Linked DNA regions of Homo sapiens: region 1 is linked to region 2. A link is a contact called in ENCODE Hi-C or POLR2A ChIA-PET data. All regions are on one chromosome and are shown on one strand. The core of a region is the stretch at or near the end of the contact, and the rest is flanking DNA. Distances in the headings are between cores, read along the strand shown.

What was found. A loop is a pair of places that touch in the nucleus more often than their neighbours do. ChIA-PET counts read pairs that join two places held with the same protein, here RNA polymerase II (POLR2A). Pooled maps may share reads with other maps.
Region 1: a loop to region 2 is called in a pooled map, with 4 times the contacts of the local background. The contact joins the enhancer-like site here to the promoter of HNRNPL in region 2. A Hi-C loop is called at or near these places in 2 of 50 pooled maps. POLR2A ChIA-PET finds 5 or more read pairs at or near these places in 8 of 52 experiments (GM12878, HEK293, Panc1 and 5 more).

Annotation. Positions count from the first base shown.
Region 1 is chr19:38,581,901-38,586,937 of GRCh38, reverse strand. RYR1 (ryanodine receptor 1) reads right to left here. Exons shown (of 106, transcript NM_000540.3): 102 at 1,839-1,995; 103 at 936-1,000; 104 at 747-847; 105 at 362-413. Among named protein-coding and RNA genes, the nearest start is that of MAP4K1-AS1, 12 kb to the left of the region's middle. RefSeq lists an enhancer at 2,780-3,029. Within about 2 kb of position 3,282, at least 3 of the 41 ENCODE cell types and tissues checked have a DNase peak (open chromatin) inside an H3K27ac peak, as active enhancers do; they include GM12878, where a contact is called at or near this core.
Region 2 is chr19:38,847,629-38,852,536 of GRCh38, reverse strand. HNRNPL (heterogeneous nuclear ribonucleoprotein L) reads left to right here and starts at 2,551. Exons shown (of 13, transcript NM_001533.3): 1 at 2,551-2,837. The coding sequence starts at 2,571. RefSeq lists silencers at 314-693, 2,414-2,673, 2,684-3,223 and enhancers at 1,774-1,843, 2,174-2,263, 2,414-3,351, 3,424-3,513, 3,352-4,290.

The sequences.
Region 1 (5,037 bases), core at 2,033-4,532, 270 kb after region 2:
GTACAGTGGCATGATCTTGGCTCACTGCAACTTCTGCCTCCTGGGTTCAAGCGATTCTCCCACCTCAGCTTTCCAAGTAGCTGGGATTACAGGCATGCACAACCACGCCCTGCTAATCTTTGCATTTTTAGTAGAGACTGAATTTCACCATGCTGGCCAGGCTGGTCTTGAACTCCTGACCTCAAGTAATCCACCCGCCTTGGCCTCCCAAAGTGTTGGGATTACAGGCGTGAGCCGCCGTGCCCAGCCCCCAGCCCTAACCCTTGATATTGATAGGAGCTTTTTACTGCCACCTACTGACTGGCCTTATGTTAAAGGGCTCCACGTCCTGCCCACTGTCCTCCCATTAACACCCCCTTACCTGACCCGTGTGTTCTGTCTCATCCTTGTTTATCAAATACATCAGGAAAAACCTGAGGGTGAGAGGACCACAGGAGACAAGTCAGAACCACCCTTACCTTATTTTATTTTTCATTTATAGTAGAGAGGAAGTCTTGCTATGTTGCCCAAGCTGGTCTCGAACTCCTGGCCTCAAGTAATCCTCCCCACTTGGCCTCCCAAAGTGCTGGGCTTACAGGTGTGAACCATCTTGCGGGGCCCCACCCTTACCTTCTGATTGGCTGGCAGGGAATCTGCCCACATGGACACTACACCCCCTTTCCTAACTGGCCAAAGCTAAGTACCCCACTGCTGGCTATTGGCAGCCATGCCCCCCACCCTCCTGACTGGCCAGTGTGTCTGCTCACATGTAATTGGCCAGGTTGTGCTCCTCCAGCGTGTGAGTCTCGAAGCCATGCGGTGTCGTATCAAAGTAGTCACTGCCGATTCCACAGATGAAGCACTTGGTCTGTGAGTGGCAAGAGACATCAGAGTGGAGGCCCACTTGACCCCCTGAATCCCGTAATCCCTCTGGGTCACCCCCAGACATGACCTACCTCCATATCCTCCTTCACTTGCTCTTGTTGGTCTCGGAGCTCACCAAAAGCGTCGATGATCAGACCTGGGGTGGCAGGACACAAGTCAGTGCCCGACCTCTGACCTGGTTCAGACTCCCCCCTCTCCAGCTACCTACCTCCAGGGCTTGCCCTCCATCCCCCATTTCCCTAATCTCACCCCTAATCTCGCTTCCTAAGAAGATAGTATTAGGCCTTTATTGGCCGGGTGCGGTGGCTCACGCCTGTAATCCCAGTACTTTGGGAGGCTGAGGTGGGCGGATCATCTGAGGTGAGGAGTTCAAGAGCAGCCTGGCCAACATGGTGAAACCCCCTCACTACTAACAATAAAAAAATAAAAAAAATTAGCTGGGTGTGGTAGCATGTGCCTGTAGTCCCAGCTAATCAGGAGGCTGAGGCAGAAGAATCGCTTGAACCTGGGAGGTAGAGGTTGCAGTGAGCCAAGATTGCACCACTGAACTCTGGCCCGGGCAACAGAGCGAGACTCCCTCTCAAAAAAAAAATTATACATATATATATATAGACACACACACATATATATAAATATATATAAACACATATATAAATATATATAAACACATATATATATAAATAAACATATATATATATATATATCTCAGGCCTTTATTGAGCACTCATATGAGCCAGACACCGAGCGCCTATGAACTGACTTAATCCTGATCACAACCTATGAGGTTAGTACCATTGACACCCTCGTTTTGCAGATGGAGAAACGGAGGCCCCGAGAGGTGACTTGCCCAAGGTCTCACAGTAGCGAGAGGTAGAGATGGGGTATGAATGCAGGCCGACTGGATCCTGGGCCTGCATTCTTAGCCATGGAGCTAGCCTGCCTCCGGGCCCTGAGCGCCCACTCCCAGCACTGACCCTGGATGATGGCCAACAGGATGACGATGACGAAGAAGAAGAAGGTGATGTCGAAGACCACCCTGTAGAGCTCGTATTCGTCACCCGCGGGGTCCTCGATCTCGTCCCCAATGCCTCCGCCAGCCCGGACACCCACGTACATGTGAAACAGGTAACACTGAGGGAGGGGAGCACACTGGTCACTCATTCATTCGACATTCACTGAGTACCAGCCAAGGCCCCGGGATAGGCAGGGCTGAAGACATGGTAACGACTGAGACAGCCCTGGGCCCTGCCCTCAAAGGGCTCACAGATACGGCATCAGACAGGGACCAACAGCCAGAAATGGTCAGGGCTGTGACAGGAACAGCACGGGCAGGGGGGTGAGGGCCAGGTTGGGTGTGGGGCGCAGGCAGAGGGGTCAGGGCCAGGATGGGGGGCACAGGCAGAGGGGTCAGGGCCAGGATAAGGGGGGCACAGGCAGAGGGGTCAGGGCTGGGATGGGGGGCACTGGCAGGGGAATCAGGGCCAGGATAAGGGGGGCACAGGCAGAGGGGTCAGGGCCAGGATAGGGGGGCACAGGGAGAGGGGTCAGGGCTAGCATGGGGGGGCACAGGCAGAGGGGTCAGGGCTGGAATGGGGGGTACAGGCAGAAGGGTCAGGGCCAGGTTGGGTGGGGGGCACAGGCAGAGGGGTCAGGGCCAGGATGGAGGGTACAGGCTGAGAGGTTAGGGCCAGGATAGTGGGGCACAGGCAGAGGGGTCAGGGCCGGGATGGATGGGGGGCACAGACGGAGGGATGAGGGCCGGGATGGGTGGGGGGGGGCACAGGTGTAGGGATCAGGGCCAGGATAGGGGGGCACAGGCAGAAGGGTGAGGGCGAGGATGGGAGGGGCACAGGCAGAGGGTCGAGGCTGGGGTGGGGAGGCACAGTGTGACCAGGGATGAGCTAGGGGAAGCACTGGAAGCTTTAACAGCCCGCTGGAGGCATCTGATCCAGCCTAGGTGATCAGGTGAGGCTTCCTGGAAGAGGAGGCAGGTGTGAGCTGAAACCTAAAGGAGGCCTTAGGTGGAGGGGTGGTGGGAGAGTGTTCCCAGCAGAGAAGGCCACATGCTGCCTCGCCATCAGTGAGGAAAGAGTACATCCTGCTGCTGTGAGGAACTGAAAATGGTTGGGTGAGGCTGGAAAATAGAGCTCCTGTGCAGGAGAGCAGGGAGAGATGAGGCAGGGCCTGGGCATGTGGCTCTGTGGGCCCTGGCCCAGCCCGCGGTCAAGGGGCTTCCTGTAGGATGTGGCATTTAAGTGGAAAGGTGAGGTATCAAGTGAATGGGGTGTGTGTGTATGTCAGGCCTGGGGTAGGGGACAGAGAGAACATCAGGTGCAAAGGGCTTGAATTGGGAGAAAACACACAGTCCTAGGGGAACTGAAAGAGGACCAGGCGGCTAGAAAGCAAAAAGCAAGAGGGTTTGCGGTTAGACCCAGGCAGGGCCAGCCCTTCCCAGGCTTTGTAAGCCACGGCAGGGTGATTCGACTTTATCTACAGTGGGCTGGGGAGCCACAAGAAGGGTCTGAGTGGGGGTGGGGAGGGAGCATGGTCTACCTGGCATTTGGGAACAACTTTACATATGTTTTTTTTTTTTTTTGAGACAGAGTCTTGCTCTGTTGCCCAGGCTGGAGTGCTGTGGTGCAATATTGGCTCACTGCGACCTCCACCACCGAGTTCAAGAGATTCTCCTGCCTCAGCCTCCTGAGTAGTCGGGAATACAGGTGCGTGTCACCCCACCCAGCTAATTTTTGTACTTTTTTCTTTTTTTTTTTTTTTTGAGATGGAGTTTTGCTCTTGTTGCCCAGGCTGGAGTGCAATGGCGTGATCTCGGCTCACTGCAACCTCCGCCTCCGGGGTTCAAGAGATTCTCCTGCCTCAGCCTCCCAGGTAGCTGGGATTATAGGCGCCCACCACCACATCCCACTAATTTTTGTATTTTTAGTGGAGACAGGGTTTCACCACGTTGGCCAGACTGGTCTCAAACTCTTGACCTCAGATGATCCACCTGCCTTGGCCTCCCAAAATGCTGGGATTAAAAGCGTGAGCCACAGCGCCCGGCATACACTTGTTCTTTCCGTGTCCCCAGGATGTGAGAGAACACAGTCATCCTAGAGTAAAAACTAAGATAAGTGACTATAATGAGAACGAGGCTGTGGGCAGCGAGGCCGTGTCTGGAAGAGCCTCAGATGTCAGGTTGAGGAGCTGGACTTTGTCCTGAGAGCAGGGAGGAACCCACGGAGCCAGACTGCAGGACATCTTTGGAGATAAACCCCAGAAATGATTCTTTTAATTGTGGATTGTGGCCTGTGTCTCTAGTAAGTTCGCATCAATTTGGGTTATGATCACCATTATTAGAATAGAAGAGAAAATATAAATGTGCATTGAACGCTGGGTATACCTTGGGTGAAACTTTTTTTTAAACTTGACACAGAGTCTCAATGTGTTACCCAGGCTGGAGTGCAGTGGCGCAGTCATAGCACACTGCAACCTCAAACTCCTAAGCTCAAGCAATCCTCTTGCCTCAGCCTCCCACAGTGTTGGGATTACAGGCGTGAGTCACTGCGCCCGGCCTGGGTGAAACTTTTAATTGTGGATAATGATGATAGAAGCTAACATCTATATAATCCTGAGGATGTGCCAGGCACTAGTCTAAGTCTTTTTTTTTTTCCTTTTTTTTGAGACGGAGTTTCACTCTCGTTGCCTAGGCTGGAGTGCAGTGGCGCAATCTCGGCTCATGGCAACCTCCACCTCCCGGGTTCAAGTGATTCTCCTGTCTCAGCCTCCCGAGTAGCTGGGATTACAGGCATGCGCCACCATGCCCAGCTAATTTTGTATTTTTAGTAGATATGGGGTTTCTCCATGTTGGTCAGGCCGGTCTCAAACTCCCAACCTCAGGTAATCTGCCCCCCTCAGCCCCCCAAAGTGCTGGGATTACAGGCATGAGCCACCGTGCAAGGCAATGGTCTAAGTCTTTTAAGTCTTCGATAGCCAGGGAGCACCTATTAGTCCTAAAAGCAACTACTATTACACACTCATTTTACAGGTGAGGCCCCCAGGGCATAGGGAGGAGGTTGAGTAGCCTGCCCCAAAATCACACGGCTCATAAGTGGCAGGGGCACGCTCCCTGAGTACCTTTCCAATAATAATAGTTTGAAAAGCTCAAATAAGGCCGGG
Region 2 (4,908 bases), core at 1,302-3,801:
ACACCGCGGCTCCAAGGTCTTCCCGCTCCTTTCTCGCCTGGTTTCCTCCATTCCCCCGCGGGGCGACCCTCGGTCTCCTGCCGTGTCCCCGCTCCCGCGCCCCCTGCCCCCAATTTTTCTTCCCCCCACGGGGCTGAAAAAAGGTCGTGGTCCCTTTAAGGCCCGCCCCTCCCTCTCCCAAAACTTCCCAGTGTCTGCTCTTTTCGATCCGGGACGGCCGGTCAGGCTCGCCGCCGAGCTGGTAGGGGCTGGGGGCGAGGGGTGCGGGAAGGTGACCGGGGCACTGGCGGGCGGCGCCGCGCGCGGCCGGGGGCCAGGGTCCGAGCAGCGGGGTGGGGGCGGGGCGGTGGCCGGGAGCGCGGGGGGTGCGGGTCACCAGGCCGGGCCGGCGGCCTGGAACGTGCGGCGCCGGGGAGACCGTTCCGCCGTGCTCCGGCCGTGCGCGCCGGCGCGAGGGGCGTCCGGGCCGGCCGCGGGGGCGGGGAGGGGAGGGGCCCTCTCTCTCCCCCTCCCCCCACCGCATTCCTCTGACGTTGGGACGGAGCGACCCCGCCCTTCGTCGCGACCGGCCCGGCCTCCTCCCGTCACGCGGGCCACGTGCTTCAGACGCGGCCCCGCCCCCGTCTCTGTTCCGTTGGCGTGGTCGGATCTTCCTGGTGTCCGGGGGAGCTGACCGAGGTCCCCAGCAAGGCCCCCTCCCCTAACTTTATTTCCCCTCACCGGCAGAGCCACCAGGCCTGTCCCCTCTTGTATTGCCATAAACCCCATTTTTTCTGATAGGGTCTCGCTCCGTCGCCCACGCTGGAGTGCAGGGGCGCGATCACGGCTCACTGCAACCTCGAAATCCGGGGCTCAAGCGAGCCTTCCGCCTTGGCCTCCCCAAGTGCTGGGATTACAGGTGTGAGCCACCACACACGGCCTCCATTTCAAACTTAGTTTCCACCCGGACCTCAACTCGAAATCCCCCATCAGCCGGGCAGAAAGGTCCTGGAGCACTTTTGGGGCGTCCGCCGCGTTTCTCACGACGCTAGCTTCGCTTTTATTTCTTTTCCCCCCTTTGGCGATATCGTCACTTGCCAATAGCTTCGCTAAGGTGTTCCCCCCCACACCCTGCGCGGGCAGCCCCATAATGTTAAATGCCGTAGGACGGGATCCCGGGTTAATCCCCGTTTGACCCCGCTGCCTGCGCGTGATAACTGGGGCGCGCTCCTCTCCACCCCCCAGGCTCCGCCAGTTGGGCTTCGCCGGAGTCTGGAGATACCCTCCGACATTCTCTTGGTGCAGTGCGGGTGGTCTTACCCCGCCCTTGAGGAAGAAAGGCCCGACGCAGGCACAGATCACAAGAACGCCTCCCCTGTGCAGGGGGCTTGCACTGTGCCAGGTGCTGTACTGGGCGCTTGGTAGGTGGCCACCCTCTCCAGGGTCGGGGCCAGGACCTCCTGTGGTGCTCAGAGGGGTCGAGCTGTCAGGTGAAAACCACTGGCCCGAGTTATGGCTTTGAAGGGAATCCTGGGGGTCTGGGATGGCAGGGACCTGTTAATTTAGATCGCACGGACAAGATGACTTGGCCCTTAGCTCCTGCAGGAGGGGTAGTGGACTATTGCAGGTGGAAGGGACTGCATGGGCACACATGGAGAGTGCGCGGAAGAGCCTTCTCCCAAGGGAAACTGAAAGGGGTTGCGGCTGAATTTAGAACTGGACAGGGTCCGAAGACAGTCGGCAGCAGCGAGTGGTTTTCTACTGAGGAAAAGGCTCAGATTTGGGATTTTAACAATTCCTCCTAGAGGTAGAAATGAACACGGTATAGTGATGGCGACAGAGATACCCTGGGAGTTCCTGTCAATCTTGGTCTAGCCTTCCGGCGCACACACAGCGGTCGCTCCATAAGGGGGCCCCGCCTCTGGGCGGTGCCTGAAAGCGTATTTGCGCATGCGTTCTCGCCTTCGCTCGTTTCGTATACTGCACCAAAGAGCGCCTACCCTGGGGCGGGGCTCCCCATTTCATCCAATCAGAGCGTATCAACAGTCCTACCATCTGGTGAGAGGGTGCGCTCCACTCTCCATTGACCAATCAGTGGAGACGCAGAAGAATGGGCATCTGTAACCACCACTGGAGAGAGACCAAAAAAGGGCGGGGCTTCCTTGTCTCCTTGCGAAGTGGCGCGGGAAGGTCGTCATTGTGACTGGTGCTGACGGATTAGCGAGGAGACCAATGAAAGTGGGAGGGAGGCGGAGATTCTTGGGAGGTTTAGAGCGCCGTTCCTATCAGGTGCTTTTAGGGAGGCCAGCAGCGCCAGAAATCCGACCTATCAAATTGGATTTTATTTTAAGGCGGCGGGGTCGACGGAAAGACTGGCAGAAAGCGACCACCTATAAGGAGTGTCTCAGACAAACAAGGGCGGGCCCTCCTGCAGAACGGCGTGGGCAATGTCCAATAAGCGCGCAAGGCGTGTGGCGGCCTACCCTCCCCCCGCGGCGGGACCAGTGGCTCCCCCTATCGGGTGGGGGCGGCGGGTGACGGGCGTGTCCCTCCCCCAATGAGAGGCGGGGGGAGGCGGGTTCTGCGCCGCCATGTCGCGGAGGCTGCTGCCCCGGGCGGAGAAGCGGCGTCGGCGGCTGGAGCAGAGGCAGCAGCCGGACGAGCAGCGGAGGCGGTCGGGAGCGATGGTGAAGATGGCGGCGGCGGGCGGCGGAGGCGGCGGTGGCCGCTACTACGGCGGCGGCAGTGAGGGCGGCCGGGCCCCTAAGCGGCTCAAGACTGACAACGCCGGCGACCAGCACGGAGGCGGCGGCGGTGGCGGTGGAGGAGCCGGGGCGGCGGGCGGCGGCGGCGGTGGGGTGAGGCCAGGGCCCTAGGCGCTGGGAAGGCCGGGAACTGGGGGACAATTTCCCAGCTTGAGGGCATTTTATTTTTTGAGGGGGGCCTCTGCGCACGCGCCCAGGCCATCGCGTCGTTGACGGTGTGGGGGAGGGGCGGCCGTTGGGCAAACGGCGGGGTTTGCGCGAGGACAGGCGCCTGCGCGTGCGCGGGGTCCGGAGCGGGGTGTGGGGGAGCGCAGAGGAAGTAGCTCGTGAGGCGAATGGCCCAGTGCGCAGGCGCCGCGGGCTGGCGTGTGGGGGCCGGGCACGCGGCCCGGCCGGTTTTTTTCCCCTTTATCATTTTCTTCGCTGGCTCCATGCGCAGGCGCAGTGTTCCCGCCCGGCCTCGTGGGCGGTTAGGGGAGCGCCTGGTGAGCGGGAACGGGTGGGCGGCGGCCTTGTTCTCTAGAGTGGGGAATTCCGTCTGATGGCAGCTTAATCTCTAAGGCCCAGCCTTGTGTCTATACAGAAATGGATGTGTTTGAGCCTAGATGCTCTCATTTTTGTAGGCATTGAAAATGGGAAGAGGACTTGTGAAATGCACTTTTAGCCTTTTAGGAGTTGAGCGAAGCCTTGAAACCATCACAAGTTTGCTTACAGTTTCCGGGGATTCACTGGGTACCGAGGATTTGATAAACCAAACTATTTCCTGGCCATGTTGGAAGCATTTCGACCCCCTGTAATCAGTCCCTCCGAAAACACCAGTCGTTGCTTTTGGAGTGGGGCCCAGTCCCCACTCTTTCCAAAATCTTGAAGTCTTACAGGGCCGCCTATTTGCAGGGTTTTCCAGGGTTTAGGGGTTACGAGTTGCTAGCGTTTTAATCTTGGCCTTGTCCCACACATTTTAAAGACATCTTAATTGAAAATCCTTAACGCTTCCTGAGGTTGGGGGAGATACTGGGATTCCCGATTTACAAAGGAGGAAATGGGCCAGGAGAGAGATGAGATGAGGTGAATTACTGTAGGTGGCACAGCTAGTGAGGGGCAGGGCTGGAGTTAGAACTCCCATTTGTGGGAGCTGCTAACCTGGCGGGAGTGCCTCACCCTGTGGTTCGCGTGGATCGCTCCTGAAATAGAATCCAATTCTACCCACCTTCCACGCACTTCTGCCCAGTGATTCTCAGACAGGGGGCCGGCCCCAGAGCCCAGGAGAGGCGGAAGAGAGTTAATCTTTCTCCTGATGACCAGAGGCTTTTGTCGGTGGGTGTAAGATACTTCTCTTAGGAAGGAGCAGTCGGTTCTTAATGGTATGGGTTGGAGTCTCTGGTCTTTCTAAAAGACTTTCCATCCGGGAGTGGGGGCTCATGCCTATAATCCCAGCACTTTGGGAGGCTGAGGCAGGCAGATTACCTGAGGTCAGGAGTTCGAGAACAGCCTGGTCAACATGGCAAAACTCCGTCTCTACTAAAAATACAAAAAAATTAGCCAGGTGTGGTGGCGAGGGCCTGTAATTCCAGCTACTCGGGAGGCTGAGGCAGGAGAATCGCTTGAACCTGGGAGGCGGAGGTTGCAGTGGACTAAGATCACGCCATAGCACTCCAGCCTGGGTGACAGAGTGAGACTCCATCTCAAAAAATAAATAAAAGACTTTTCTTGTCTGGTTTTTCTTAGTCTGACCTAGGCAGTAATTTCCAAAGCAGATTTTGGTGGGAGGGCGATTCAAGACTAGAAGGGGTCAAGACTGGCCTGGCTGCCCCAGTTTCTGGGGCATGTGTTGTTTTTTGCCCTGACTGAACCTGGGTGTGAGTGGTGGGGAACAGGTGTGCTTAGCTAGATGATGGTGGCTCAGCCAGTTAAAGGGCAAGGAATTTGGGGCACATGCAAAGGGGATGTCCTCATTCAAACTGTAGCAGATAGCTGTTAGAGCCCTTGCTGCCAGTGTATCTCCTTTTCCAGCTACTCTTTTCCCATGTTTCCTTGGTCGAGTGGACCAGTGGGAAGAGAGGGGGGTCCCTGGAAGAACGTAAGATTTGGGACTTGTGTGGCCCTCCCTCCGTTATACCTTCCTCAGAAGCTACAGCAAGAGCCAGTGGGCAAGTGATCACCCACT